Regions from separate parts of the Homo sapiens genome. Here region 2 is linked to region 1. A link is an interaction called in ENCODE POLR2A ChIA-PET data of the cell type or tissue named here. Cell type or tissue: GM12878. All regions are shown on one strand. Each heading gives the region's core, and the rest is flanking DNA. Links, peaks and the distances in the headings are about the cores only.

Region 1 (16,050 bases), core at 7,326-9,825:
CAAAAACAAAACAAGGGCCAGGCGCGGTGGCTCACACCTGTAATCCCAGCACTTTAGGAGGCCAAGGCAGGTAGATCACCTGAGATCAGGAGTTCAAGACTAGCCTGGCCAACATGGCGAAACCCCATCTCTGCTAAAAGTACAAAAATTAGACAGGCGTGGTGGTGGGCGCCTGTAATCCCAGTTACTCAGGAGGCTGAGGTGGGAGAATTGCTTGGACTTCGGAGGCAGAGGTTGCAATGAGCCAAGATCATGCCACCGCACTCCAGCCTGGGCGACAAGAGCAAGACTCCATCTCAAAAAACAACAACAACACGGCTGGGCGCAGTGGCTCATGCCTGTAATCCCAACACTTTGGGAGCCCGAGGCGGGCGGATCACGAGGTCAGGAGGTCGAGACCATCCTGGCTAACACGGTGAAACCGCATCTCTACTAAAAAATACAAAAAAATTAGCCGGGCATGGTGGTGGGCACCTGTAGTCCCAGCTACTCTGGAGGCTGAGGCAGGAGAATGACGTGAACCCAGGAGGCGGAGCTTGCAGTGAGCCGAGGTCGCACCACTGTACTCCAGCCTGGGCGACAGAGCGAGACTCCGTCTCAAAAAAATAAATAAATTAAAACAACAACAACACGAAACCAAAACAGAAACGCCCGTAAAACAAGGTTACATATTGACTAGTTGACAAAAATATGACCACAGGCTCAACAGAACCTAACCCTGCATTTCCCCCACAGGCAATGGTTCAATATTTGCTAATTCAGTGTTTATGGCAACTTTATAGAATATAACTACTGCAAGTAACAAGAATTTACAGATTAGTGTTTGTATCTAAAGCTATGACTTTTCTTCTGAGCTAGGCCTTAAATGTGTCTCAGAATTCTAATATGTAGACTGTGCCTACGTAAGCTATGATCTGTCAGCTCCAAACCCAGAATTACTTTCCCAGTACCTTGAATCCTATATGCCAGTGGATTTTTTTTTTTCAGACGGAATCTCGCTCTGTTGCCCAGGCCAACCTCTCTGCTTCAGCCTGCCAAGTAGCTGGGATTACAGGTGCCAGGCGCCTGCCACCACACCCAGCTAATTTTTTTTGTATTTTTAGTAGAGACAAAGTTTTACCATCTTGGCCAGGCTGGTCTTGAACTCCTGACCTTGTGAACCACCTGCCTTGGCCTCCCAAAGTGCTGGGATTACAGGTATGAGCCACCGCGCCCGGCCCATGCCAGTGGTTTTGAAACCTCCATGCTGGACTTTGAGATGGTGAGTCTAGAACTCTACAAACTACATTTATTCTTTGTCAGCCAGCTTCTGTTAGGGTCAGTTAGTAGGGGGCACTAGAGAAACATGTGAAGGAGGATGGGGGAGCAGGACCAGGCTCCTTCCTACTGCATGGTTCCTGTCAGAGTCTGTCATGGCATTGACATCTTATAAAAAACACAAGCCATCATAAGAATGCTTTTCGGCTGGGCACGGTGGCTCATGCCTGTAATCCCAGCACTTTGGAAGGCCGAGGCGGGCAGATCACTTGAGGTCAGGAGTTCAAGACTAGCTTGGTGAACATGGTGAAACCCGTCTCTACTAAAAATAGAAAAAAGTAGCTGGGTGTGGTGATGCGCACCTGTAATCCCAGCCACTTGGGAAGCTGAGGCAGGAGGATATCTTGAACCCAGGAGGCAGAGGTTGCAGTGAGCTGAGATAGTGTCATCCATTGCACTCCAGCCTGGCAATAGAGTGAGACTCCATCTCAAAAAAAAAAAAAAAAAAAAAAAGGACCAGGCACAGTGGCTCATGCCTGTACGCCTGTAATGCCAGCACTTTGGGAGGTTGACATGGGGAATTCAAGACCAGCCTGACCAACATGCCAACATGGCAAGACCCGGTCTCTACTAAAAATACAAAATTAGCTGAGCGTGGTGGTGCGTGCCTGTAATCCCAGCTACTCAGGAGGCTGAGGCAGGAGAATCGCTTGAACCTAGGAGGCAGAGGTTCTGGTGAGCAAAGATCGCGCCATTGCATTCCAGTTTGGGTAACAAGAGCGAAATTCTGTCTTAAAAATAATAATAATAAATAATAAATAACAATAATTATGGAATTGGCCAGGCACAGTGGCTTACGTTTGCAGTCCTACCACTTTAGAAGGCCAAGGCAGGAGGATCACTTGAGCCCAGGAGTTCGAGACCAGCTTGGGCAACATAGTGAGACCCCGTCTCTAAAAGAAAAGAAAAGAACAGAACAGAACAGAACAGAACTAAAAGGACTAAAATAATTATGGAGTTGTATCATACACCCTAATAGCTGGACATTTAGGTTCACTGCAGCCTCTGCCTCCCAGGTTCAAGCAATTCTCCTCCCTTAGCCTCCTGAGTACCTGGGATTACAGGCATGCGCCATCATGCCTGGCTAATTTTTGTATTTTTAGTAGAGATGGGGTTTCACCACGTTGGTCAGGCTAGTCTTGAACTCCTAACCTCAAGTGATCCACCCACCTTGGCCTCCCAAAGTGCTAGGATTATAGGCGTGAGCCACCACGCCTCGCCTATTTATTTTTATTTGTATAAAAGTAAGGAGTACAAGTGCAGTTTTGATACGTGGATATATTGCATAGTGGTGAAATCTGGGCTTTTAGTATAACTATCAACCAAATAGTGTGGGTTGATTGACCAACCTGGCCAATATAGTGTACATTGTACCCATTAAGTAATTTCTCAACATTTAGACATTTAATGCTGTCTTTATAATAACTGTGAATAGCAGAAAAATCAAGAGAAAATTCAAAACCAAACAGTAAAATGTACAAAAGATAAGCATTAAGAAATTTCTAGACACTTTCATGGTCTCAAAATATCTTTTGTTTTGTTTTGTTTTGTTTTGTTTTTTGTTTTTGAGACCGAGTCTCACTCTATTGCCCAGGCTGGAGTGCAGTAGTGCAATCTCGACTCACTGCAATCTCTGCCTTCTGGATTCAAGCAATTCTCATGCCTCAGCCTCCCAAGTAGCTGGAATTATAGGTGCCCACCATTATGCCCAGCTAATTTTTGAATTTTTGGTAGAGACGGGGTTTTGCCATGTTGGCCAGGCTGGTCTTGAACTCCTGATCTCAAATGATCTGCCCGCCTTGGCCTCCCAAAGTGCTAGGATTACAGGCTTGAGCCACTGCGCCTGGCCTGGTCTCAAAATATCTTGCCATTGATTGCTTATTAATTGCACACAGAAATAAAAAATAAAAATAAAATAAAACTAATTGTATGGCGCAAAATAGTGGAGAAACTGGACAACATCTTGTCTATGTATCCAAAATTAACATCGCCAGCTGGGTGTGGTGGCTCACATCTGTAATCCCAGCACTTTGGGAGCCAAGAGGCAGGTGGATCACTTGAGGCCAGGAGTTCAAGAACAGCCTGGCCAACATGGCAAAAACAGGCATGGTGGCTCATGCCTGTAATCCTAGCACTTTGGGAGGCCAAGGTAGGAGGAATGCTTGAGGCCAAGAGTTCAAGACCAACTTGGTCAATATAGTGAGACCCCATCTCTAATAATCTTAAAAAAAATTTTAATTAAAAATAAAAAATGAAGACATACATCATATTATTAAAGTAAAGAAACTATCTGTGGCTGGGTGCGGTGGCTCATGCCTGTAATCTCAGCAACTTTGGGAGGCTGAGGTGGGCAAATCCCTTGAGTCCAGGAGTTCAAGACCAGCCTGGGCAACATGGCAAAATGCTGTCTCTATTAAAAAACAAAACAAGACTATTTGTTATGCTTATTTTGTTATGTTTTTAAATTCTCAATCCTTTTAATTTAAAAAAATCTGTTAAATTTTTAATATAGTTGAATGGTATCAAACTCAAAAGCTGCAAAGAACATACAAAGAGTTTCCCTCTCACCCCTATAATCCAGCTACCCAGTTCTCCTCTGGAAATAACTGATGTTACAATTTTCTCTATGTCCTTTTAGAGACAGTTTATACATTATCTTAGTTCATATGGGTGCTATAACAAAATATTATAGCCCATGGACTTATAAACAACAGAAATTTATTTCTCACAGTCCTGGGAGCTTGGAAACCTAAAATCTAGGTTCAGCAGATTAGGTGTTTTCTCATTTGTTTGTTTGGTTTGTTTGAGACAAGGTCTCACTCTGTTGCCCAGGCTGGAGTGCACTGGCAGGATCGTGGTTCACTCCAGCCTCAAACTCCTGGGCTCAAAGTATCCTCCTACCTCAGCCTCCCAAGTAGCTGGGACTACAGGCACATACCACTACAACCAGTTACTTATTTTTTATTTTTTGTTTTTTTTGTAGAGACAAGGTCTCACCATGTTGTCCAGGCTGGTCTTGAACTCCTGGCCTCAATCAATCCTTTTGCCTCGGCCTCCCAAAGTGCTGGGATTACAGGTGTGTGCTACCAGCACCTGGCCCAGATTAGGTGTTTGATGAGAACCCACTTCCTGGTTCATAGCCAGCCATCTTGCTGTGTCCTCACATGGCTGAAAGCAGTAAAAAATCTCTCTGGGGCCACTTTTATAAGGGCATTGATCCCATTATGAGGGCTCCACCCTCATGACTTAATCACCACCCAGAAGCCCTACCTCCAAATACCATTACATTGGGGATTAGGTTTCAATATATGAATTTGGAGAAGGGGGTTGGGGGAGACACAAACATTCAGACCACAACACGTATATAAAGCAAAAACATATATATTCTCTCCACTCCCCTTTCTCTACTGTTACTTTTGTGTATATTTTCCACACTGTTCTGCATTTGCCTTTTTTCACTTAACAATTTAACAATACAACCTGGAGATCATTAAATATCAGTACATTAAGTGTCAGCTTTTTTTTTTTTTTTTTTTTTTTCCAGATGGAGTCTTGCTCTGTCACCGAGGCTGGAGTGCAATGGCGCAATCTCAGCTCACTGCAACCTCCGCCTCCTGAGTTCAAACGATTCTCCTGCCTCAGCCTCCTGAGTAGTTGGGATTACACCACCATGCCCGGCTAATTTTTGAATTTTTAGTAGAGAGGGCATTTCGCCATGTTGGTCAGGCTGGTCTCGAACTCCTGACCTCAGGTGATCCACCCACCTTGGCCTCCCAAAGTGCTGGGATTACAGGCATGAGCCACCGTGCCCAGTCAATATAAAATTCTTAGAGTTCAAAAAACTTACCTTATAGATGACATTGAAATTTCAGTTTAATTCTTGTACAAGTATTGTAAATATTGTTGTTTCTAACACTCCAAAGTCTTGCTATTTGGCTTAATTTTTTATTTAAATAATGTACATATTTCCAGCTGCACTATAAACTACAGAGAGCAAAACTCAGGAAGGTGGCAAATAGTTCAGCTGTTTTACAGACCTGAGCCCTGGCAGAAGAGAAGAGGAAAAGGGGCTCTCCGCTGGACCGCTCCCACAGGCTCTTACTGTCCTTGAGGCATTTTCCTTGCCCAAATAAGAAGGAAAATTATTTTCCAGTCTTAAATCAAGTGCCAAAATTATTCTTGGAATTGCTCCCTTCATCTGTCCGTTTCAGTTTTTTCCCCATGGAGGTGTGGTCAGGGCAGCCAGAACTTCACCGTCAGAATCAGGATTGGAACTTAATTGCTCCCACAGACAGCTGGTTTGGAAAAACTCCTTGCAAGGCAATTTTGATAAGGGATGAGAAAGATCAGAAAGCTGATACGTGTTGGATCTGAAGCTCTAACCATACACCTGACTTGAGTCTTTCTACAGGGCTAGTGGCTAACAGAGATACAAAGGAATTAATCATCTTCGGGGATTTTTAGGAAAGAAAAGACAGAGGAGCTGAGTTCCACAAATTGTTAATGTTAGTCTCTAGCTCATTTCCCAAGTTCTTCATTTTCACTCTCCTGCTTAGTCCAGTCTAGTCAAGAGCGTGGGCTTTGGAGTCAGATGAACCTTAGCCACATCCATGTTTGTCCCTTGTTGGCTGTGGGATCACAAGTAAATTAGCCTCCTAGAGATAGGGTCTCCACCAATAAGACCGGGAGCATGCTCTCCTCCTCTACCTTCCTGTCAGTGTTGAAGTGAGGATTAAAGAAAATCAACTATGGGCACGGTGTCTTGCATGGTCCTGACAAATAAGGCTCAGTAAATGTTAGTTCATTTCATATTATCACCTTTCTACCCCTCTGACCAATGGCCTAAAACTCATTCTTCTGGAGTTTATGGTCTTGACCAGTATTAAGTTAGAAAAGAAGCATTATGGTAAGGCAATCTAAGTGGGACCACTGGCTTCACCTGTACCTAAACTAGAATTTGGAATTTTTCTAAAAATCCATTCCTTTCAATGTGGTAAGATTTTCAAACCCTCTGAAATGTATTTTGCAGTGTCAACAGCCCCTCTGTGAGAAAAATCCATACCTCTGGGGGCAACTCTAACAGGTTTTGTAATCAAGTCAAAACTGCAGCTTATATTGAAACATTTCACAATCTTGTAAAGCAATTTAGATACAAATAGATGTTTTACAAAATCAGGTTCAAGTTTCTCTTTTCTTTCCTCTCCCTAGAGAATATAAAAGGCAGCTCTCAAAAAATAGGAACTGGTTTTATCATAGAGACTTTAGAAATTATCTGAAACAAATGGTTTTGAGATGTTATACAGTACAAATATACAGTAGTGATTTACTTTAATTCAAATTATTTATTTATAGAAACCTAACAGGGACCAATTTAACCATAGTGGCAGACATTGGCTAGCTATTCACCAAATCTGTTTTTCTTCTGGGCACGCAGCTAGACTGTATTTCTCAACTTCACTTGAACTTAGGATGTGCCAAGTAGAATGTGGTCAAAAATGATATACAGCCAGGCGTGGTGGCTCATGCCTGTAATCCCAGTACTTTGGTAGGCCAAGGCAGGAGAATTGCTGGAACCCAGGAGTTCAAGACTAACATGGGCAACATAGCAAGACCTTGTCTCTATAGCAATTACAAAAATTAGCTGGGCATGGTGGCTGGCAGGCGCCTGTAGTCCCAGCAACTCAGGAAGCTGAGATAGGAGGATCACTTGAGCCCAGGAGGTTGTGGCTGCAATGAGTGAGCTGTGATCACACCACTGCATTCCATCCTGTGCGACAGAGTGGGGGTGGGGGGAAGTTTTATATATATATATATATATACATGAAATCACTTCCAGACCTGGCCCATTAGAACTGCATGCCATTTAACCTTCCTGGATGAAAGGAAGAAACATGACTCCCTGGACAATCTTGGGAGCTACTTTTTTTTTTTTTTTTGAGACGGAGTCTCGCTCTGTTGCCCAGGCTGGAGTGCAGTGGCGCGATCTCGGCTCACTGCATGAGCTTCAGCTCACCTTACAATGGGTAACACAGGCAACAGACAAATAAATAATAAGATTTCAAGCACTGATTATTACAGCTGTCCCTCGGTATCCATGAAGGATTGGTTCCAGGACCCCCCCATGGATAAGAAAATCCAAAGATGCTCAAGATCCTTATATGAAATGGCATAGTACTTGTATATAACCTACACACATCCTCCTGCATACTTTTTTTCTTAATAAAAAAAAGTTTGAGTTTTTCTTTGACACACGGTCTCACCATGTCACCCAGGCTGCAGTGAAATGGCATAAACACAGCTCACTACAGCCTTAAATCCCTGGGCTTAAACACCTGCCTCAGCCTCCCAAGAAGCCAGGACTACAGGCATGTGACACCATGCAGGGTTATTTTTGTTTTTATTTTTTTATAGAGACAAGGTATTGCGATGATCCCCAGGCTGGTCTCAAACTCCTGGCCTCAAGTGATCCTCCAACTTCAGCCTCCCAAGACAGGCATAAGCCAGTCTGCCCAACCCTCTTGTGTGCTTTAAATGATCTCTAGTGTACTTATAATACCTAATACAATGTAAATGCATATAAGTAGTGTTTTTGTTTGTTTGCTTTGTTTTGTTTTGTTTTTGAGACAGAGTCATGCTCTATTGCCCAGGCTGGAGTGCAGTGACCTGATTTCGGCTCACTGCAACCTCTGCCTCCCAGGTTCAAGTGATTCTCCTGCCTCAGCCTCCTGAGTAGCTGGGACTACAGGCGCCCACCACTACACCCAGCTAATTTTTCTATTTTTAGTAGAGACAGGGTTTCACCACGTTGGCCAGGCTGGTCTTGAACTCCTGACCTCAGGTGATCTGCCCGCCTCAGCCTCCCAAACTGCTGGGATTACAGGAGTGAGCCACCGTGCCCGGCCAGTTTTTTTTTTGTTTGTTTTTTGTTTTGAGACAGAGCGTGGTTCTGTCAACAGGCTTCAGTGCGGTACCGCAACATCTGCCTCCCAGGTTCAAGCAGTTCTCTGCCTCCTGAGTAGCTGGGATTACAGGTGCCTGCCACCATGCCCAGCTAATCTTTGTATTTTTAGTAGAGACAGGGTTTCACCATCTTAGCCGGCTGGTCTTGAGCTCCTAACCTCATGATCCACCACCTCGGCCTCCCAAAGTGCTGGGATTACAGGCGTGAACCACTACGCCTAGCTATATAAGTAGTTTTTATACTCTCTTGTTAGACAATATGACAAAGGGAAAAAAGGCCTATACATATTCAGTCTGTACAGCAGCAGTCACCTATTTTGTCTCGTTGAATATTTTCGATCCATGGTTGGTTGAATCCACAGATGTCACACTCACAGATATGAAACCCACAGATAGAGAGGGCTTACTGTACTTAGATGGAAAGTAAAGAAGAATAAAAGGAGTTAGAGAGAGGCCGGAAGGATCTTTTAGAAAAGGTGGTTGGGAAAGAGCTTTCTGTGCTGGTAGCATCTGACCAGAGACCTGAATGATACAAAGAAGCTAATCATACCAAGATCAGAAGGGACAATGAACTCTTAACAATTGTTCCTCTGAAACAAGTTATTTGTAGAAGGAAAACAAAGGTAACGACAGTATAAAAAAGAAAAGAAAACTAGGCCAGGTGCGGTAGCTCACGCCTGTAATCCCAGCACTTTGGGAGGCTGAGGGGGGCAGATCACTTGAGGCCAGGAGTTCAAGACCAGCCTGGCTAACATGGCTAAATCCCACATCTCTACTGAAAATACAAAAATTAGGCCAGGCGCGGTGGCTCACGCCTGTAATCCCAGAACTTTGGGAGGCCAAGGCAGACAGATCACCTGAGGTCGGCAGTTCGGGACCAGCCTGACCAACATGGAGAAACCCCGTCTCTACTAAAAATCCAAAATTAGCTGGGTGTAGTGGCACATGCCTGTAATCCCAGCTACTTGGGAGGCTGAAGCAGGAGAATCGCTTGAATCGGGGAGGTGGAGATTGCAGTGAGCTGAGATTGCACCACTGCACTCTAGCCTGGGCAACAGAGCGAGACCTGGTCTCAAAAAAAAAAAAAAAATTGCAGGGCGTGGTGGCACACACCTGTAGTCCCAGCTGTTCAGGAGGCTGAGGTAGAAGAATTGCTTGAACCCAAGAAGCGGAGGTTGCAGTGAGCTGAGATTGTGCCACTGCACTCCAGCCTGGGCAACAGAATGAGACCCTGTCTCAAAAAAAAAAAAAAAAAAAAAAGACTGAAATGAATCAACTTAGATAAAGATTAGTCAAAGAGAAAGATGAAACCCAAACCCCAGTCTTATAGATTCCTGACCTGACTTTGCCCTTGTCTAAAAATCTGCAGCCTGGTGGATAAAGCTCTTTCTTCCATTTTTGGCTTTGTATCCCTATTTCCAGTCTTTCAAGTTGAAATTTGCCCATTTATTCAGGCAACTCAATAAATATAGTAATATGTCAGGCTCTATCGCTAGACATTCGTAAACTCTATCTACATAAACTGAACTTTAGGAACTCCAGCAGGTTATTTAAAATCTCCAGTCCCTAATTTCCTCATCCCTAAAACAGAGACAGCACTAGTAACTAAGTTACTTTAGAGGTTTGTTCTGATGATCAGATGAGATAGTTCACCTAAAATGCTAGTACAGAGTAAGCACTGAAGAAATATTTTCATGAAGTCTAAATTAACCTGCTGGACACCATTCAGAGCACAAGTCTATCAAGTACCTGACTCTATGTTCTTAAGAACCCAAGATACTTCTGCCTTCTTTTGGGCCAGACTTCAATTCATTCAGACTTGAAGAGAAAGAAGAGTCTTCCCCATTAGCTTTGCAGGTGGTGGCAGTGAGCCAATAGCCTCTGGTATGCAGAAGGCTTTGTGTCAGTGATGCATATTCACGAGTAGCTGACCTGAGAGAGCAATCTGGCTCTCTGAGCAAGGTCACTTCTGAGCTGCTGTCCTGTACAACTCCACAGGGCACCATGCACATAGAACTGAACTGTAATCTGTTTGTGCATTGGGAAATCAAGTCATGGCTTATGGCTAGGATCTTTTTTTTTTTGAGATGGAGTTTTGCTCTTGTTACACAGGCTGGAGTACAATGGTGCGATCTCGGCTTACGGCAACTTCGGCCTCCCAGGTTCAAGCGATTCTCCTGCCTCAGCCTCCCGAGTAGCTGGGATTACAGGCATGTGCCACCACACCCAGCTAATTTTGTATTTTTAGTAGAGATGGGGGTCTCTCCATGTTAGTCAGGCTGGTCTCGAACTCCCGATCTCAGGTGATCCACCCGCCTTGGCCTCCCAAAGTGCTGGGATTACAGGTGTGAGACACCACACCCAGCCCAAAATTCTTAAAAGAAGCTAGCCATGGCTGGGTGCGGTGGCTCATGCCTGTAATCCTGGCACTTTGGGAGGCCAAGGTGGGCGGATCACCTGAGGTCGGGAGTTCGAGACCAGCCTGACTAACATGGAGAGACCCCCCATCTCTACTAAAAATACAAAATTAGCTGGGTGTGGTGGCTCATGCCTGTAATCCCAGCTACTAGGGAGGCTGAGGCAGGAGAATCGCTTGAACCCAGGAGGTGGAGGTGGCGGTGAGCTGAGATTGCCCCATTGCACTCCAGCCTGGGTGACAGAGTGAGATCCTGTCTCAAAAAAAAAAAAGAAAGAAAGAAAGAAAAAAAGAAAAGGGCCAGGCGCAGTGGTTCACGCCTGTAATCCCAGCACTTTGGGAGACCGAAGTGGGTGGATCACCTGAGGTCAGGAGTTCGAGACCAGCCTGGCCAACATGGTGAAACCCCATCTTTACTAAAAATACAAAAAGTTAGCCGGGCGTGGTGGCGCACTACTGTAGTTCCAGCTACTCGGGAGCTGAGGAAGGAGAATCGCTTGAACCTGGGAGGCAGAGGTTGCAGTGAGCCAAGATCAAGTCATTGTACTTCATTCAGCCTGAGCAACAAGAGTGAAACTCCATCTAAAAAAAAAAAGAAAAAGAAAAAGAAAAGAAAAAAGAAGATATCAAGGTACATCATATATAACAAGAATAGATATTTTTTACCTGAAACAGTTATATAAGTTTATACATATATACATACACACACCACGCACACATAATTTTACATATATATATATGTTTTATATATATTAATTTTAGGGTTTGTTGTTGTTGTTGTTGTTGTTGTTGTTTGAGATGGAGTCTTGCTCTGTCACCAGGCTGGAGTGCAGCGGCAGGATCTCAGCTCACTGCAACCTCTGCCTCCCGGGGTCAAGCAATTCTCCTGCCTCAGCCTCCGGAGTAGCTGGGACTAGAGACGCACGCCACCATGCCTAGCTAATTTTTGTACTTTTAGTAGAGACGAGGTTTCACCATGTTGGCCAGGATGGTCTCGATCTCCTGACCTTGTGATCTGCCCGCCTTGGCCTCCCAAAGTGCTGGGATTACAGGCATGAGCCACCACACCCTGCCTAGTGTTAGTTTTATATATTGCAGATTGCAGAAGATGCTGTGATGTACTACCCAGAGTCTGTCCTTCAGGACTAAGGCACACAGTCCCCAGCTCCCATGAATGCTGCCTGCTGACTACTCAGAATTCAATCCCTCCCCAGGAGCTGCCCATGGTCTGAGAGAGTTGAGTAAACCCAGGATCAGGACCCCTTCCCAGGGAAAGCCCACATCCAGTGACTGGCCAATTTGAAAGGTAGGTACAAAGGCCCAGCCCTCCCAGAGTGACCAACTTGTCCTGGTTTGCCTGGGACTTTCCTGGCTTTAAAACAGAAAGTCCCATGTCCTGAAAACCCAGGGCAAACTAGATAAACTGGGATGATTGGCCACCCTACTCTTGCCTCAATTTGGGACACCACTGATGACCCACCTTCAGAACTCTCTCTGGGATCAATTGAGGCTCCCCCTGGGTTGTAAGAGCATCACAGTTCAACCTCTCCCTCTGCCCAGTCCTGCATCCCTTGCTCTCTGACAGGTGCTGCTCCTAGGGTGCTCCCCAGTGAACAGGCTGCATGTAACTCCCCAGCCCAGATCTGCTTCCAAGGGAACCTAGCCTGCTAGTATAGCGAGTCCTAATAATCAAATGCATTTCTTGCTGGGAACCAAGGTCAAAAAGATTTGGAAGCCACTTCTACAGTAGATACTACCAGTTTGTAGTATTTACATAGCACACCTCTTTTCCATTAATAATAGCATCCTGCTTCTTTTGGGGAAGTAGTACTACTCTGACTCAAGTCAGGGGTTCTTGTGGGCACCTCTAACTTCCAACTATCACCACAAGGCCTGTGACTCAATCTAGACCAATCAGAATAATTTCCTGGAATTTTTCTATTCATACTTAAAGAAAAAGACTCCTGGCTGGGCGTGATGGCTCATGCCTGTAATCCCAGCACTTTCGGAAGCCGAGGCGGGCGGATCACCTGAGGTCAGGAGTTCGAAACCAGCCTGGCCAACATGGCAAAACCCCGTCTCTACCAAATATACAAAAATTAGCCAGGTGTGGTGGCGGGCGCCTGTAATCCCAGCTACTCAGGAGACTGAGACAGGAGAATCGCTTGAACCCAGGAGACTGCGGTGAGCCAAGACTGCACCATTGCACTCCAGCCTGGGCAACAAGAGAGAGACTCCTCAAAAAAAAAGAAAAAAAAAAAAGAAAAAGAAAAAGACTCCTTTCCTGGGGCCTCCCAGAGGCCATGTAGCCCATACACAGGCAGAGTAGTGGGGAAAATTAAGATAAACAGATTCCTGCGACATCACAGTGGGATTTCAGGCAGTCCTGGGACCCACTTGCACCTCTACTCTTCCTTGTTTCTCCTCCAGGTGGGCTTCTGCCATCTGCGGCCAAAAGGATCCTGACTGGTGGCACAGACTTTTAAGAAAAGCAGCTATACTGCTGCTTATACCTAATTTTTTTTTCTTTGTTACATTTATCTGTCTTCACTTCTTTTGCCTTCTTTCCTCTACTTAAGTACTTTCCTCTTTTGAACCACTTTTTTTTTTTTTGAGACAGAGTCTTGCTCTGTCGCCCAGGCTGGAGTGCAGTGGTGCGATCTCGGCTCACTGCAAGCTCCGCCTCCTGGGTTCACACCATTCTCCTGCCTCAGCCTCCCGAGTAGCTGGGACTACAGGCGCCTGCCACCGCGCCCAGCTAATTTTTTGTATTTTTAGTAGAGATGGGGTTTCACCGTGGTCTCCATCTCCTGACCTCGTGATCCGCCTGCCTCGGCCTCCCAAAGTACTGGGATTAAAGGCGTGAGCCACTGCGCCCGGCCTGAACCACTTTTTTAAGACCTGTTCAAATGTCTCCTGCTCAGTGAAGTCAAACTTTCCTGCCACTCCCAGACAGGTGCATAGTTAGATCCATGGACAAACGTTCATGAGATCTTGCTACTATGATGCTTATGGCTGCTGCTGTGCTAGCACAAGGCCAAAGATGGAGCAGTGCACAGCCCAGACCTCCAGGAGCTTTAGTGTTGTAGTGGAGCAGGCTGGCTCCTAAACAGATAATTACCATTTGAGGTGGTAAGTGCACTGACAGAGATGTTAGAGACCCACACCTAGGAGAGGGAAGTGTGAGGTAGCAACATGTTTGTCAATAATCTATTAGCCCCCCCTTTTTTTTTGAGACAAAGTCTTGCTCTGTCACCCAGGCTGGAGTGCAGTGGCATGATTTCAGCTCACTGCAACCTCCGTCGCCCAGATTCAAGTGATTCTTGTGCCTCAGCCTCCCGAGTAGCTGGGATTACAGGTGCGTGCCACCACGCTGGGCTAATTTTTGTATTTTTAGTAGAGACGAAGTTTTGCCATGTTGGCCAGGCTGGTCTTGAACTCCCAACCTCAGGTGATCTACCCTCCTCAGTCTCCCACAGCGCTGGGATTGTACAGACTTGAGCCACTGTGTTCGGCCTTTTAACTCCTTTTCTGTAGTGCGGGTACATAATTGCTTCTTCCTTTTTATTTCCTCTGCACCTTTGTATTTCTTTAGCATTTATTTCATTCTATTTTACCTTAATGGTTTTCTTGAGGAACGACTTCATGGGTATGTGTATTAGTCAGTTGTAGCATTACTAGGAAGGAATGCCTGAGACTGCGTAATTTAAGAAAAGAGGTTTAATTGGCTCACGGTTCTGCAGGCTTTACAGGAAGCATGGTGCTGACATCAGCTTCTGGCAAGGCCTCAAGAAGCTTCCAATCATGGTGCAAGGTGATGGGGAGCCAGCATGTCACATGGCCAGAGTGGGAGCAAAAAAGAGGGTGAGGCAGGTCCCACACTCCTCAACAACAAGATCACACGTGAACTCACTGAAGGAGAACTCACTCATCATCAAGAGAATAGTGTTAAGTCATTCATGAGGGATCCACCCAGTGATCCAGTCACCTCCCACCAGGCCCCACCTCCAACATTGGAAATCACATTTCAACATGAGATTTGGAGGCAACAAATATCCAAACCACATCAGTATGCAACATGTATAGCCACATGGGGCCCCACAGTTAGAAGCACCCTGTGCTAGATATAATGTTCTGCTGTCACTGTCTTGAAATTCTCCTTTAAAAAAAATTTAACAAGGGGCTCACATTTTCATTTTATATTGGCCTTGGCTTTCAGATTTATCTGTCCCAGAATTACAAAGGCAGAGACCCAGGGCTAAGAACCTGTCATGGACACCTTTGGATTCCTCATGGCACCTTGAGAATGCCCACAGTACATGTTTTTAACATGAAGGAGCTGGGTGCCATGGCTCACACCTGTAATCCCAGCACTTTGGGAGGCCAAGGCAGGCAGATCACCTGAGGTCAGCAGTTTGAGACCAGCCTGGCCAAGATAGTGAAACCCGATCTCTACTAAAAATACAAAAATTAGCCGGGCATGGTGGTGGGAGCCTATAGTCCCAACCTAGGAGGCTGAGGCAGGAGAATCATTTGAACCTGGGAGGCAGAGGTTACAGTGAGCTGAGATCACACCACGCTACTCCAGCCTGGGCAACAGTGAGACTCCACCCCAGAAACAAACCAAACCAACAACAACAACAAAACATGAAGGGAAAACTCCTTATCTCTGAAGGGCTTTTTTTCTTATTGTTTGTTTTTGTTTTCCGAAGCCATATACAGATCTCTTTAGTGATGATCGACAAACACGGAAGCCTCCAGAATTTTTTTTTTTTTTTTTTGATATGGAGTCTCGCTCTGTCGTCCAGGCTGGAATGCGGTGGCGCGATCTCAGCTCACTGCAACCTCCCCCTCCCAAGTTCAAGCAATTCTTCTGTCTCAGCCTCCTGAGGATTACACCACCACGCCCCGCTAATTTTTGTATTTTTAGTAGAGATGGGGTTTCACCATGTTGGCCAGGCTGGTCTCGAACTCCTGATCTCATGATCCGCCCGCCTCTGCCTCCCAAAGTGCTGGGATTAAAGGCATGAATTACCATGCCCAGCCCTTCAGAATTATTATGTTGGAGTCCCATTTTCCCTCTGATCTTTGCATGTTACTTTGAGCTTTACTTATTCCAAGCAAGAAACAAAGGAAGAATATTGTTTTCTGTTTCTCGTTTAGAGAGATCTATAAACATTCTCAAGAAGCAACAATTTCGGCCACTTGAAGCTTGTGAGCTCAATGTATCAACAATAGCTGTACTCAAAGAAGAATTGTGAGCCATGCACAAAGAAGTGTATATTTTCAGGCAAGCAGTAGGAGCTAGTGAATATATGATGGAGCATAAAACTATGATATTTTACATTTTTTGTCTG
Region 2 (16,050 bases), core at 13,152-15,651, 110 kb after region 1:
TGCTCTTTCCCTATTTTCCAGGGAAGGCAAAAACCAAGCAAACAAAAAAATCCTCTCACTCTATTGATCCATTCATTGAATGTCTGCTATTTTCTTTTTCTTTTCTTCTTTTTTTCTGAGACGGAGTCTCACGCTGTCGCCTGGGGCTGGTGTGCAGTGGCACGATCTCGGCTCGCTGCAACTTCTGCCTCCCAGGTTCAAGCAATTCTCCTGCCTCAGCCTCCCGAGTAGCTAGGATTACAGGCATGTGCCACCTTTGTATTTTTAGTTGAGACGGGGTTTCACTATGTTGGCCAGGCTGGTCTCAAACTCCTGACCTCGTGATCCACCTGCCTCGGCCTCCCAAAATGCTGGGATTACCGGGGTGAGCCACCACGCCCAGCCATGCCTGCTATTTTCTAGGGCTTACTGAAAGGTTAGAAAGGATCTTGGCAGTCTTTCACTTCCATATATTTCACTTCCAATATCACCTGACACATGATGATGTATTCTCTAACGTGTCTGCTTGTTTTGTGTATGTGTGACCTCAGTTTTTTCCAATTTACCACAGCTACCAGGTAGAGGTACTGACGGTGTCTGTGATTAAGCATCATACTATTACAGCATCTACCAATAAGAATATTAAGACCAAATAAATTCTCCCACTAGATTGACTACACAGTAGGTAAATTCGGAGAATTATTTGCGAAGCCAAAAGCAGCTTTTGAAAGCAGGAACCTGGGAATCCAAGCAGTGGGTGTTTTGAGGATGATCCAGATACACTTAGGAGTATTCAGATCATGAAACTCCATGACATGAAGGGAAAAGGTGAGGCATCACTGCAATATGATGTTAAAATAGTAATCTTGGCCTGGTGTGGTGGCTCACACCTGTAATCCCAGCACTTTGGGAGGCTGAGGTGGGAGGATTGGTGAAGCTAGGAGTTTGAGACCAGCCTGGGCAACAAAGTGAGACCCTGTCTCTACAAAAATAAAAAATTTAGCTGGGTGTGGTGGCACCTGCCTATAGTTCCAGCTACTCGGGTGGCTGAGGCGGGAGTATCACTTGAGCCCAGGAGGTCAAGGCTGCGTTGAGCTGTGATTACACCACTACACTCCAGCCTGGGCAGCCGAGTGAGACCCTGTCTCTGAAAAAATAAAACAACAACAACAAAACAAAAAACAAAAAAACCTATCTTGAACCATTCCCCTCTCACGACAAGGTCTTAATGGGGGCAGATAATATGACAGAGAGACATTCAGAGCAGGCAGAGGTGTCATCGATTTGATTCACGAGTCTGAAATCTTGTTTTTAATGTTTAAGCATTACTCTTTGACAATTGAGAGAAAACAATCCCCCTGGGAGGAGGAAAGTGGCCAAAAGAAAATGGAACAGCTGAGAAAGAATGGAAATGATTCTAATGCTCCACGACACAGAGCCAAGTGGGAGGGAAGCCAGGGTAAATGATCCGAGCCCGTCTATGAAACAGCCCGCCTCAGCTTGCGCGCTGGGTGCTTACTCAGTGAAGCAATAACAACTCTGTCATGGCTGACACAGCTGGAGCTCCTCCATGTTAGTCAGCTGCAGGAAACCAGCCTATGTCCATTGTGCAAGAAGAGTCTGAACACTAGAGACACAGGCACACAAGATTGCATCTCTACTCCGCTTCTCCTTGGTTGTTATGGGAAGTGAGTGTCTCAAGTTAAATAAACTAGACTCTGGGGAACTATACAGTAAAGACTTAGTGATCGGCACAGCTTGGCATTTATGGTGATTAAAGATACAAAACATATTACAACTTTAATTTGTCTTAGTAACTTTGAAGAAGATGTTGTTATTTTAGTTTAATTAGAGGGGGGAAAAGCAGAGGGATTACGTGTAACTTTTTAAAATAAAACTTTGAACCTAATATCACATAAAAGTCAAAAAGTACTTTGATGGAATTTATTTTACTTCTTTTGGGTGTCATGAATACAAAAGAGGTGACATGCTCAACACCACAGTGCTGCAGAGCCAGGTAAACAATCTAGAATAAACTTGCTTCATTGTTTTCTAGCAACCCCTAACCACCTCTGTGATCTGTGGAAGTGAGGAGTTGGTACTTTGCCCTTAATTTCTCCTCCCGTTCCTGGCCAGAAGAGCCCACTAATTCTTGTACCCTGTCATAGTGTAAGTGACTACTGATTCAAAAGATGTCGTTATATTCAGATTAATGGATAAAGAAGTACAGTCATGTATCGCATAATGACTTCTTGGTCAGCAATGGGCCACATATACAGCCGTAGTCTGGTAAAATTATAATGGAGTCAGAAAATACCTATTGCCTAATGATTTGTGTTACAATTGCCTACAGAATTCAGTACAGCAACATGTTGTACAGGTTTGTAGCCTAGGAGCCATAGGCTATACCATACAGCCTAGGTGTAGAGTAGGCTATACCATCTAGGTTTGTGTAAATACACTTTATGATGTTTGTCCAAAGATGAAATTGCCTAACGATGCATTTCTTAGAACACATCCCTGTTGCTAAGCAATGCACTACTGCACCAATACAGTAATGGAACTTTCTTAAAGGAAAATCTACTAGGAAACACTTGATCCTAGCAGTGATCCTAGGCTGCATTAAATTGGAGGCACAATATGGAATAAATTAATACCAGATCCCAGTAGAAGTCCTCAACTAATTCTAGGCATAGAGCATCTTTCTCACTCTTTTTGCTGGCTTTCTTTCCTGCTTTTTTTTTTTTTGAGATGGAGTCTTGCTCTGTCACCCAGGCTGGAGTGCAGTGGTGCAATCATGGCTTACTGCAGCCTCAACCTCCCAGGCTCAAGGGATCTTCCCACCTCAGCCTCCTGAATAGCTGAGACTACAGGTGGGTGTCACCATGCCCAGCTAAATTAAATTTTTTTTTTTGTAGAGACAGGGTCTTAACTATGTTGCCAGGGCTGGTCTTGAATGCCTGGCTTCAAGGGATCCTCCTGCCTTGGCCTCCCAAAGTGTTTGGATTATGGGTGTGAGCCCTGTTTTCTGAAATACATTTTCTTAAGTTGTCAGGGTGATAGTAGTCAGTTTTTAGATTGTTTCTCCACAAAGGCCCAGTTCACCCTTTGCTGGCTTTCTTTCCTGCCTGTTTTTTGTTTTAATTCTACCTAAATATCCTGGCCTAAGCTCTGAACTGTGAACTCCTGTTTTCAACCATAGGTAGAAATATAATGACCATAATTTTTTTTTTTTTTTTTGAGATGGAGTTTTGCTCTTGTGCCCAGGCTGGAGTGCAATGGCACGGTCTTAGCTCATCGCAACCTCTGCCTCCCGGGTTCAAGCGATTCTCCTGCCTCAGCCTCCCAAGTAGCTGGGATTACAGGCATGTGCCACCACACCTGGCTAATTTTGTATTTTTTTTTTAGTAGAGATGGGGTTTCTCCATGTTGGTCAGGCTGCTCTCGAACTCCCGACCTCAGGTGATCCACCCACCTTGGCCTCCCAAAGTGTTGGATTACAGGTGTGAGCCACCGCACCCAGACACAATTTTAACTTATAAAATAAATGGTATTTCATTCCCTCCAAAATAAAAACTAGAAATCAACTGCCAATCAATTTTCTCCATTTGGGAAGCTGCCGCCCTCTAGAGGTAATATGATGTTGGGGGCACTTTCCAGTTGTCACCAGGACTGACAGCAGAGGGAGTTGCTACTGCATTTAGTGTCTGGGATGAGAGATACCAGACATAATGAAATGCAGTTTTTTTGTTTTTTTTTGAGACGGAGTCTTGCTCTGTTGCCCAGGCTGGACTGCAGTGGCGCGATCTTGGCTCACTGCAGCTTCCGCCTACCAGGTTCCAGGGATTTTCCTGCCCCAGTCTCCGGAGTAGCTGGGACTACAGGCACGCGCCAGCGCAGTCAGCTAATTTTTGTATTTTTAGTAGAGACGGGGTTTCACCTTGTTGGCCAGGATGGTCTCAATCTCCTGATCTCATGATCCGCCCGCCTCGGTCTTCCAAAGTGCTGGGATTACAGGCGTGAGCCACCGCGCCCGGCTGAAATGCAGTTTTATATATAAAGAAAGAACCACCTTGCCCAAGATACCAGTAGTACTCACTTTGAAACACTATGAAAGGTCTACAACAAGTTGCATCATCTTAAAAAATTCTCCATTATATTTAATCTAAGAGGACTTAGAAGAGGACTGAGGAGTGGGGAGAAGACAGGAGAGTGTGAAATACATGGGGGCTCCCATATGTTGGGACAGAACATGGTCCTCTCAGGAATTTCATGGCTCTAACTGCGTTTCAGCCTAGCTTATCTTACCAGCATTTATTTCAACATTAGGATCTGGGACTTGACTTGCCAATTCTTCATGACACAGCTGTGGTACTACTTACTCAGCTAGGAATAACAAAAGGTGTAGACTTTTTCTTTTTTCCTTTTTTCAGACAGGGTCTCGCTCTGTTGCCCAGGCTGGAGTGCAGTAATGTGATCATAGCTCACTGCAGCCTCCATATCCCAGGCTCAAGTGATCCTCCTGACTCAGCCTCTCCAGTAGCTGAGATTACAGGCACACAGCGCCACACCTGGCTAATTTTTTTGGGTTTTAGTAGAGATGAGGTCTTGCTGTGTTGCCCAGGCTGGTCTTGAACTCCTAAACTCAAGCAATCCTCCTGCCTTGGCATCCCAAAATGTTGGGATTACAGGCATGAGCCACTGCTCCTGGCCAATAAAGACTTCTGATTGATGTAATGTTATTCAGTCATATAAAGATGAAATGTAAATAAAATGGTTAAAGTGTCCTCTCAGTTGCAGAATAGACCTCAGTTGCTAGAAATACATAGCTTTTTAAAAATCTTTATTTATTTAGTTTTTTTGGGATGAAGTTTTGCTCTTGTTGCCCAGGCTGGAGTGCAGTGGTGTGATCTCGGCTCACTGCAACTTCCTTCTCCTGGGTTCGTGCAATTCTCCTGCCTCAGCCTCCCGAGTAGCTGGGATTACAGGTGCCCACCACGCCTGGCTAATTTTTGTGTTTTTAGTAGAGATGGGGTTTCACCATGTTGTCCAGGCTAGTCTCTAACTCCTGACCTCAGGTGATCCACTTGCCTTGGCCTCCCAGAGTGCTGGGATTACAGGCGTTGAGCCACTGTGTCCAGCCGACAATTCATTTTTATTAAAAAAAATAATAGAGATGGGGTCTCACTATGTTGACCAGGCTGATCTTGAACTCCTGGCCTCAAGCGATTCTCCTGCCTTGGCTTCCCAAAGTGCTGGGATTACAGGTGTGAGCCACTACATCTGGCCTTGAATCCTTTTTTATCTAAGATTTTCAGGCATTGTCAAATTGTGTAAGGTAAATTTCTACTTGTTCTCTAGTATCCATTCTCCCCATTTTTCCTTAATAAAAACCCCAAATGGTTCCCATTTCCTCCTCCATTTCCCAGCTTCCTTATGGGTGGGTGTGGCCATGTGACTTGACCTGTGGACTATGTAAACTGATGTGTGCAACATCCAGCTTTTCTTCCCTTCTTTTAAATAGGGAAGTTGCTTGCTCTCCATACTTTCCCCCTTTTTACCCTTGCTGGAAAAGGATGACAACTTGGGCAGCCACCTTAGACCTACAGATGGCCATGGAATGTTCCACCAGCTGGATCCTTGGAGCAGAGCCACCTACTCACTTCTATCTTATTTAAGCCAATGAATTTTGGAGAAATTAATTTTCCTGCCATTTTTTCATATACTGACTGCTAACTCCAAATAAGAGAAATGACATCTGGTCTCAATATAAAAAACAGTAGTGAGGCGGGGCATGGTGGCTCACACTTGTAATCCCAGAACTTTAGGAGACCGAGGTGGGTGGACAACATGGTGAGAACTTGTCTCTACTAAAAATACAAAAATTAGCCAGGGGTGGTGGTGCATACCTGTTATCCTAGCTACTCAGGAAGCTGAGGCATGAGAATTGCTTGAATCCAGGAGGTGGAATTTGCAGTGAGCCGAGATTGCACCACTGTACTTCAGCCTGGGTGACAGAGCAAGACCCTGTCTCAAAAAAAAAAAAAAAAAAAAAAAAAGAAACAACAGTAGTGGGAGAAACTTGAATATAGCAGGCTTCCAATTTTATATATATGTGGGTCACAGATACATACCATATACATACTATACAAAAAAAAAAACTTTTTATAAGCTGAATACATTATGAACATAAGTCTTGAATAGTTTAAAAAAGTTAACTGTTAAGAGCTTTGAAAAGGGTGAGGCTGGCCGCGGCGGCTCACGCCTGTATTCCCAGCACTTTGGGAGGCTGAGGCGGATGGATCACCTGAGGTCAGGAGTTCGAGACCAGCCTGGCCAACATGGTGAAACCCCATCTCTACTAAAAATACAAAACTTAGCTGGGCATAGTGGCGCATGCCTGTAATCCCAGCTACTGGGGGGCTGAGGCAGGAGGATTGCTTGAACCTGGGAGGTAGAGGTTACAGTGAGCCAAGATCGTGCCACTGCACTCCAACCTGGGCAACAGAGCAGGGCTCAGTCTCAGAAAAAAAAAAAAAGAAAAAAGAAAAAAAGGGTAAGAATGGGAGCTTTATTTATGCGTTATATGTTTAATACAAATTCAATGTATTTTGTTGTGTTCAATACAGTTAATATCTGGAGTGAACAAGGTCGGTCTCATACATTTATCTTTCCTTTCTTCTTCCTCACGTTGTACATAAGGGAAGGAGGCTTCTTGGTTTTATAGGCCACACTTTTCTTGATGCGCTGTCCTTTGATGTTAACAATATATGGCAAGAGAGGGGGCCGGACGGTCAAAACTGTTCCTTCAGGTGTATAGCCTCGGAGATGCAGTCTGTCCTTAAAATTAGGTGTTACTGAAACCCAACCTATGCAGGCATGTGACACAACACAAAAGGCTGTTAGCAATCATCTTATTAAAAATACCAAACCAAAGCTGAAAATGGACTATCAGAGAACGCTGTCACTCTCTTTCACTCTCTTATTATTTTATTATTTTTTAAGAAACTGCGTCTTGCTATGTTACCCAGGCTGAACTCAAGTTCCTGGGCTCAAGCGATCGTACTGCCTCGGCGTCCCGAGAAGCTGGGGGCACAGGTGGACACACCTTAGTTTTAAAAAAGCATACAATGCGTTTGTGCAAAGTACAAATTTATTTTCAGAATAGGTTGTATTTTATGAATAAACTAGTATGTACACCTTAAAATAATCAGCTTTCATCAGTTAAGGCACTTTTCTATAAAAAAAATTGTCGGTAAGGCTGCTTTATTCACTTTTTGTTTTTTTTTTTTGAGATGGAGTTTGGCTCTTGTTGCCCAGGCTGGAGTGCAATGGCATGATCTAGGCTCACCGCAACCTCCGCCTCCTGGGTTCAAGCGATTCTCCTGCCTCAGCCTCCCGAGTAGCTGGAATTACAGGCATGCGCCACCATGCCCGGCTAATTTTGTACTTTTAGTAGAGACGGGGTTTCTCCATGTTGGTCAGGTTGGTCTCAAACTCCCGACCTCAGGTGATCCGCCCACCTCGGCCTCACAAAGTGCTGGGATTACAGGTGTGAGCCACCGTGCCTGCCCTTTTATTCACTTTTTAAAAAGTGCTTGGCATAAAATTACCTGCAGAGGAAAACTTGATGTCGGCCACTGCTTCAGATGCCCCCAGTCCTTCTTTTAACATAATGTCTTCAGCAACAAGAGGAGGAAATCCTGCCATTCGTTCTTTTCCACCCATTGGAATCTTCCAATGAAATAAAGATATTTACAAGTTCAAATTAAATTTCTTGGAACTCTAACATTAAGCAAATCACTGATAAGATAATTCTGTACAGGGATCAAGAATAAAATCCTTTCAAATATTCAACTGTTGAAAAGAACTTGCAATCACTTCTGGGGTCAAATGAAAAGCAAGGGAACTCTGTGATGGGATGAAGCTTACAAATCTCAGGGCTCTGGGCCACACATTGGGCAAGCACCTGGCAGAAGCCTCTGGACAGGAGAATTGTGCTTCACTGACACTGTTTTTAGAATCCTCCACAGGGCCTCACATAGATTAATGTTGGGCAATTAAGGCACGGTCCTTCTAAGTACCTTAGTTCTTATAGGTGTGGCCATCAGGATTAATGCCTGGTCTTTATGAGTTAAGGGTCCATATATAATGGATAAGATTTAGCTTTTATGTTTACAGGTGTTTCCACGATTAGAAGTAATTGAGTAATTTTTTTTTTTTTGAGATGGAGTTTTGCTCTTGCTGCCCAAGCTGGAGTGTAATGGCACGATATCAGCTCACTGCAACCTCCGCCTCCAAGGCTCAAGTGATTCTCTTGTCTCAGCCTCCCGAGTAACTGGGATTACAGGCGCGCACCACCATACCAGGCCAATTTTTTTGTATTTTTAGTAGAAACAGGGTTTCACCATGTTAGCCAGGCTGGTCTCAAACTCCTGACCTCAAGGTGATCTGCCCACCTCGGCCTCCCAAAGTGCTGGGATTACAGGTGTGAGCCACTGCGCTTGGCTGTAACTGGGTAATTTATTCATCTATTCATTAGCAAATCTCTCCTGTGTTTAGCACTAAGAACACAAAGATAGATTTTGCAGTATGGTTTCTGCCCCCAAGGAAATCAAAGGGGTAGATAATATGTAAGCTAATACAAGGTCAGAAATGTAATGTGAGGCATCTATAAGTACTATGGTTGTGAAGGAAGGAGTAATGAATGTGTTCAGTCAAGGAAAACATTAGTAAAGAAGCTATATATATATAACAAAAACAAGCAATATATGAGCAATATTTTGAGAAATGAGTCAAAGTTATTTGGTGGAAAGATATTTTCGGTCGCCACAGGTACAGATAAAAACTGGAAAAAGGATGATGAGTTCGGGGAACTATAGCTTAATTGTCCAAAGTATGGTGTGTGTGTGTGTGTGTGTGTGTGTGTGTGTGTATTGGTGATGAGGCTGTCAGGAGTTTATACAACTTTTTGCAACAATGTCACTATTGGGCACTCAAAATGTGGCTGGTGACACTAAGCAACCATATTTTAAATTTTCCCTTTTTTTTTTTTTTTTTTAGAGACAGGGTTTCACTCTGTCACCCAGGCTAGAGTGCAGTGGCATAATCATGGCTCACCACAGCCTCATACTCCTGGGCTCAAGTGGTCCTCCTGCCTTAACCTCTCGAGGAGCTGGGATTACAGGTGCATGCCACCATACCTGGCTAACTTGAGCAAATTTTCTTTTTTTTTTTTTTTTTTTTTTGAGATGGAGTCTCTGTTGCCCAGGCTGGAGTGCAGTAGCGCAGTAGCGCGATCTTGGCTCACTGCAACCTCTGCCGCTCTGGTTCAAGTGATTCTCCTGCCTCAGCCTTCTGAGTGGCTGGGATTACAGGCACCCATCACCACGCCTGGCTAATTTTTGTATTTTTAGTAGAGATGGGGTTTCACCATCTTGGCCAGGCTGGTCTTGAACTCCTGACCTTGTGATCCATCTGCCTTGGCCTCCCAAAGTGCTGGGATTATAGGCGTGAGCCACCACACCTGGCCACTGAGCAAATTTTAATTGTCACTAATATATTTAAACTTAGCCACATGTGGGCTAATGGCTACCAAATTGGACAGTGTAGTCTAGAGAAAAAAATAGCTGTGTGGCTATTCTAGGATCAGTCTATATAGAGCAATTTTGCTTTATAGCCAGAATTCTCAAAGAGAATGAGGTGAGGGAAAGCTAGCTCAAGATATTGTATAACAGTTCTGTACAACAAAGGCTTTCTTAACAGAGCTATGGGACCATCCCAGTGTATACTAACCATAACCATGCAATCAAGGCATGTTGCCTTACCTGGAGTAACGTATGACCTGCATGCTTCTGATACAGAGCGTCTGCCCTGTCCAAGGAGGTGATATGCACAGGGAGGATGTTGGAAGCCACGACTGTAAACCAAGCTGACTGATTTCCCTTAAGAAAGGAAGAAGTTATCTGACCTGGTGAAAAACTTGGAAAACCTGCATATTCAAGGTACAATCAACTAAAAAAAAAACAAACCAAAAAACAAAAACCCAATCAGACTCCCTTTATAAGTACTGGTATGGCAGTAGCTGTAAATCAAATTATTACTAAGAACAGGGGCACAATACTGAAGCAGTGCATTTCAGCAATTCATGTGAAACTATGACTTCTTTGACAGACCCAATACTATTTTTGAAAAAAGTCTATTATTAAAAATTAAAAGGAAATACTATCTGCTTTAATTGTCTCTGTGTAAAGTTAGGTTTAAAATATTAACATTTTATGTGTTCTGATGAAATATATAAGGGTGCAAGCCTGGTGTGGTGGCTCATGCCTATAATCCCAGCATTTTGGAAGGCCGAGGTGGGTGAATCCCTTGAGCTCAAGTTTGAGACCAGCCTGGGAAACATGGCAAAACCCTGTCTCTATAAAAAATACAAAAATTAGCTGGGTGTGGTGATGTGTGCCTGTAGTCCCGACTACTTGCGGGGCTGGGGTGGGATGATCATTGGAGCCCAGGAGGTTGAGGCCACAGTGAGCCGTGACTGTACCACTGCACTCCAGTCTGGGCAACAGAGAGAGATGCTGTTTCAAAAAAAAAAAACAAAAAAACAAAAAAACAAAAAACCAACCCCAAAAGCAAAAAACCAACAACCTCCCAAAACGAAATATATAAGGGTTCTAAGTGTGTAAGGCAAAATTTCTAACAAAGTATGAGCAAACACAAAACCCAAGAAATGTGCTATAGTAATGGCACACAGTTGTATTGTGTTGTTGGACATATCCATATCCATGTTTCATTTTCCTTTTTCTCTTCACTTTAGCAAAATGGAGAGCAATTCTATAGACACTCCAAAATCCCTAGATGCTATATAAACGAATACCAAACAAAAACGTGTATGCATAAAAACACACATATCATGGTATACAAAGTGTGGAATTAATTTAACGCCTATAACCCTGTACCTAAAGGTTTGACTTTATCCCATAGGTTTGACTCTATCCCATAGAATAGGGATAGTATCTTGTCTTAAATGCCAAGCTGTGTAGGGTACTCAATTGAAAACGTAAGTTTTCAAGACCTAGCACTTTTTTGGGGGGATGAGGGAGTAGGGCATTTCTTTTCCCCAAGTTTTTTTTTTTTTTTTGATATGGAGTCTCGCCCCATCACCCAGGCTGGAGTGCAGTGGTGCAATTTCAGCTCACTGCAGCCTCCGCCTCCCAGGTTTAAGTGATCTTCCTGCCTCAGCCTCTCTAGTAGCTGGGATTACAAGTGTGTGCCACCACGCCCAGCTAATTTTTGTATTTTTAGTAGAGATGGGGTTTCACCACGTTGACCAGGCGGGTCTTGATCTCCTGGCCTCAAGTGATCAGCCTGCCTCAGCCTCCCACAGTGCTGGAATTACAGGTGTGAGCCACTGTGCCCAGCCATCCCCAAGTTTTTATTACAGAAATTTTTAAACATAAAAACAAATTAAACCCAATACAATCATGGCTTAGTTATCAACATTTTGTCAGTCGTGTTCATACATCTGCTTCCTTAAAGTGAATCCCAATATTTTAAAATCATTTTTTAATAGTACAGACTTTTCTTACCTGCAGGAAATCTATGCGGCCTATAGCACCCAAAAACAGAACCATTCCTGGTTTAAGCACAAAAGTTCTTGGAACAATGGACTGTGTTGGCAAAACAATATTTACTTCTTTTTCTGTTAGAAGATTTAAAATCTGTGAAGCAAATGGCAGATTTTTAAGAAAATACTTTTATTGAAAATATGATATATTATGATTTACCCGTAAAATAAAAAGTGATGAAAAATATGCCAGACTTCAAAATAAACCAAATTATGTCAGAGTTTGCTATGCATCAAATTTATATAGATTCTTCCTGTCTAAATTAATTTCAATCTGATGGCTCTACCCTTGTTTTACAACTTAATCTACAGTAATGGCAAAATAACTTTATAGGTGTATGAGACTTTCCTATGTCAGCAGCATTCCCTAAATGTCAAAATTAATGTGAACCTGAAAACATGTTGATTCAATACCAAGATAGAAAATATATGCTCTCCTTATCAAGGCTTGTGGGCAGTAGCAATTTCCGCTTAAAGTAATGGTATACGTGACCTTATGTCCTAGTGGTAAGTATGCATGCATTAAATGCAAAATGGTCACCCCATTCTAGGAGCAAGTAAAGTGGCTGAAGAACCTCTTTCTAAATTCTGGTCTTCAATTTCCTTATTTCTCCCAAATATTCAGCAGAGAATGAGAAAAAGTTATAAATCCCCTATGCTTATAACACAGAGGATTTATAATTTATCCCTATGATTTATAATAAATCCCTTCTAAGGATGACAAGTTCCTAGAGAGACTAGAGAAAAATAGAAAAGGAAAGACAGAAGTACAAGATTCTGCAAAGATTTAAGGAATCAAAATCTGGTTAAAAAAGAATAAAGAAGGTACAAATTGGACACAAAACTTGTAAACTTCTTTCTTAACAAGAGGCTGGGCGCGGTGGCTCACGCCTGTAATCCCAGCACTTTGGGAGGCTAAGGCGGGCAGATCACCTGAGGTCAGGAGTTTGAGACCAGCCTGAACAACATGGAGAAAGCCCATCTCTATTAAAAATACAAAATTAGCCGGGCGTGGTGGCGTGCACCTGTAATCCCAGCTACTCGGGAGGCTGAGGCAGGAGAATCACTTGAATCCGGGAGGCGGAGGTTGTGGTGAGCCGAGATTGCACCACTGCCCTCCAGCCTGGGCCATAGAGCAAGACTCCGTCTCAAAGGAAAAAAAGAGAATAACAAGAAAATAAAAAATAGAAATGATACATAGCAGCTCACAAAAAAATAATAAGGGGGCTGCAGATAGTTTTCTTCATTATTTGTGTTTGAAAAGGCACATTAAAAGCCATTTGCAGGTCAGCCATGGTGGCTCATGCCTGTAATCCCAGGACTTTCAGAGGCAGCGGCAGGCAGATCACTTGAGCTCAGGAGTTTTTTTCTTTTTTTGAGACGGAGTCTTGCTCTGTCACCCAGGCTGGAGTGCAATGGTGTGATCTTGGCTCACTGCAACTTCTGCCTCCCGGGTTCAAGCAATTCTCCTGTCTCAGTCTCCCAAGTAGCTGAGATTACAGACGTGCGCCACCATGCTTGGCTAATTTTTTTGGTATTTTTAGTAGAGACGGGGTTTTGTCATGTTGGCCAGGCTGGTCTCGAACTCCTGACCTCAAGTGATCCACTTACCTTGGTCTTCCAAAGTGCTGGGATTACAGGTATGCACCATTGTGCCCAGCTGAGCTCAGGAGTTTGAGACCAGTCTGGGCAACACGGCAAAACCTCACCTCTATGAAAAATACAAAAATTAGCTGGGGTGGCGTGTGTCTGTAGTTCCCAGCTACCCTGGAGGCTGAGGTGGAGGATTGCTTGAGCCAGGGAGGCAGAAGTTACAGTGGGCCAAGATTCCACCACTGCACTCCAGCCTAGACCAGACTGGGCAACATAGCGAGGTCCTGTCTCTACAAAAACTAAACAATTAGTTGGGCATGGTGGTATGTACCTGTGGCCCTAGCTACTTGGGAGGCTGAAGTGGGAGAATTGGTTGAGCCCAGGACTTTGAAGTTACTTGATCACGCCACTGCATTCCAGCCTGGGCAACAGGGGAAACCTTGTCTCTCTTTTTTGTTGAGACAGGGTTTCACTCTGTTGCCCAGGCTGGGCTGCAGTGGCATGATCTCGGCTCACTGCAACCTCTGCCTCCCAATAAGTGTATCAAGTGATTCTTGTGCCTCAGCCTCCTCAATAGCTGGGATTACAGGCATGTACCACCATGCCCAGCTAATTTTTTGTATTTTTAGTAGAGATACAGTTTTGGCATGTTGCCCAGGCTGGTCTCAAACTCCTGGGCTCAAGCAATCCTCCCACCTCGGCCTCCCAAAGTGCTGGGACTACAGGTGTGAGGCACTGTGCACAGCCTGAGTCTTAATACTTTCATTTCACAACAGAGATCCTTGGTTCAGTCTGGGAAACCCTGGTTTAAGACATCAAATAAGTTTATCTGTAAACTAACAGAGAAGCAAACTACCAGTGCTGACAGACGTTTATATCTAAAAATTTGGGGTTCTCATTCTGCTGTCTAGAGTATTTTGCAAATTCTTGCCTTTCTGACACAACTATTTAATAGAGGATATATGACTGAAGTAACTGCTATGCCTGATCTAATAGCATCTGAAAGGGAAGAATTAGTCTGGGCGTAGTGGCTCCCATCCACAATCCTAGCACTTTGGGAGGCTGAAGTGGGTGGATTACCTGAGGTGAGGGGTTTGAGACCAGCCTGGCCAACATGGCGAAACCCTGTCTCTATTAAAAATACAAAAAGTAGCTGGGTGTGGTGGTACATGCCTCTAATACCAGCTACTCGAGAGGCTGAGGCAGGACAATCGCTTGAACCCAGGCGGCAGAGGTTGCAGTGAGCCAAGATCATTGCGCCACTGCACTCCAGCCTGGGCAAGAGAGTCAGACTCCATCTCAAAAAAAAAAAAAAAAAAAAAAAAAAGTATGGTGGGGGAAGAATTAGTTCATTAAGCTAAAGTGACAGAATATTATTAGAAAGCAGCTCTGAACTTTTGGACTGCTAAGGAAGAAAAGATGGCATGAGCAATTATTCCAGGAGAGCAATAAAATTTAAAAGGTGTGTATGATTCAATGACAGGGGACACCAAATAGAATACAATTCTGAGAATGTAACTATAAGTGTTCCTGATGAGGCCAAGAAAAGTACCTAAGAAACCAATGTGGTTTTGTAGGGAGATACAGAGATAATTAGAAAATCGGAAACTGGTCAGTAACCAGATTCGAAGGAAATGATTAATGAATCTGTTGTGAGGCTGTATCCTGGATGCACATTTGAGTCAATCAATGATCTGAATGAAGATCCAAACTGCAAATATAAAAAGTAATGAGATTGAATGAATATTTAACAGAGTAAGATATAGGCTGAATTTAACAAGACAAAGTCAAAGTTACCTATGAGGCCCAAAGTTGTCCATGAGCAATTGGATAAAAGAGAGGCATAGGGACAAGACAGGTGGAGTTAATGCTATTCTTTTTTTTTTTTTTTTGAGACAGAGTCTTGCTCTGTCACCCAGACTGGAGTGCAGTGGCACGATCTCAGCTCACTGCAAGCTCCGCCTCCCGGGTTCACACCATTCTCCTGCCTCAGCCTCCCGAGTAGCTGGGACTACAGGTGCCCACTACCTCCTGGCTAATTTTTTGTATTTTTAGTACAGACAGGGTTTCACCGTGTTAGCCCAGATGGTCTCGATCTCCTGACCTTGTGATCTGCCCGCCTGGGCCTCCCAAAGTGCTGGGATTACAGGCGTGAGCCACTGCGCCCGGTCGGAGTTAATGCTATTCTAAATCATGCTCACCTGAGAGCACTGAGTTCTCAGTGTCACACTTTAAGAACAAACATAGAAAACATTCTGAAGAGGCCTGGGCCAATGAATAGCCTGTTTCCTACAGCACAGCTGTAGGAAATGAAGACAAATAATCCAGATTGTGGGCACAGTGAATGCTCAACGTTTGCTGGATGAAGTAATGAAAGAGAAGAAAAGGGAGGGATAGGTGAAGAAGAGATGGGACGTTACATTTTAAAATATTTGTCTGGCAAGGGAAATAGGTATTACCTTAGTCCCAGATGGCTTTGGGGAACAATGGATACATGTTACAGGGAGACTATTCAGCTCAGTACACTCAATACAAAGAGAAGGTCAAAGACCCAAATGAGTTACCTTGGAAGGTGACATGACAGTTTCAGCTTTGGTGAGTCACTCCTTTCAGTTCAAGATGGAGGACCCCTTGATGGATATGTTACAGAGGTAATTCAAGCAGGGACTAGGGAGTTGGACTCCAGTGATATTTATGTGTTTTTCCAACCTCAAAACCTAGGCTTCTGTAAACGTTTCCCTAACCAAGGTAACAATCACAATGATAAAATAAGTTGGTTGTCAGCAATGAAGTCTATCAAATGGAACACAGAACTTGATGGCATACAGATTCACCCCTAAACAGCTTTC

What was found. Peaks named below come from ENCODE experiments on the same cell type or tissue, not always from the same donor. Only the 100,000 strongest peaks of a DNase experiment are listed, where the experiment ranks them.
Region 2: POLR2A ChIA-PET joins it to region 1 with 5 read pairs; 5 of 35 experiments call an interaction of 5 or more read pairs at or near these places.

The regions. Positions count from the first base shown.
Region 1 is chr4:56,851,376-56,867,425 of GRCh38, forward strand. No RefSeq gene overlaps it. Among named protein-coding and RNA genes, the nearest start is that of SPINK2, 38 kb to the left of the region's middle. RefSeq lists an enhancer at 8,810-8,879. In GM12878, for the core only: no CTCF peak of the experiment used is centred there; a DNase peak (open chromatin) is centred at 8,706.
Region 2 is chr4:56,956,814-56,972,863 of GRCh38, forward strand. NOA1 (nitric oxide associated 1) reads right to left here. Exons shown (of 7, transcript NM_032313.4): 4 at 11,571-11,702; 5 at 9,807-9,923; 6 at 7,593-7,713; 7 at 6,537-6,848. The coding sequence ends at 6,637. Among named protein-coding and RNA genes, the nearest start is that of NOA1, 13 kb to the right of the region's middle. RefSeq lists a silencer at 8,438-8,540. In GM12878, for the core only: no CTCF peak of the experiment used is centred there; no DNase peak of the experiment used is centred there.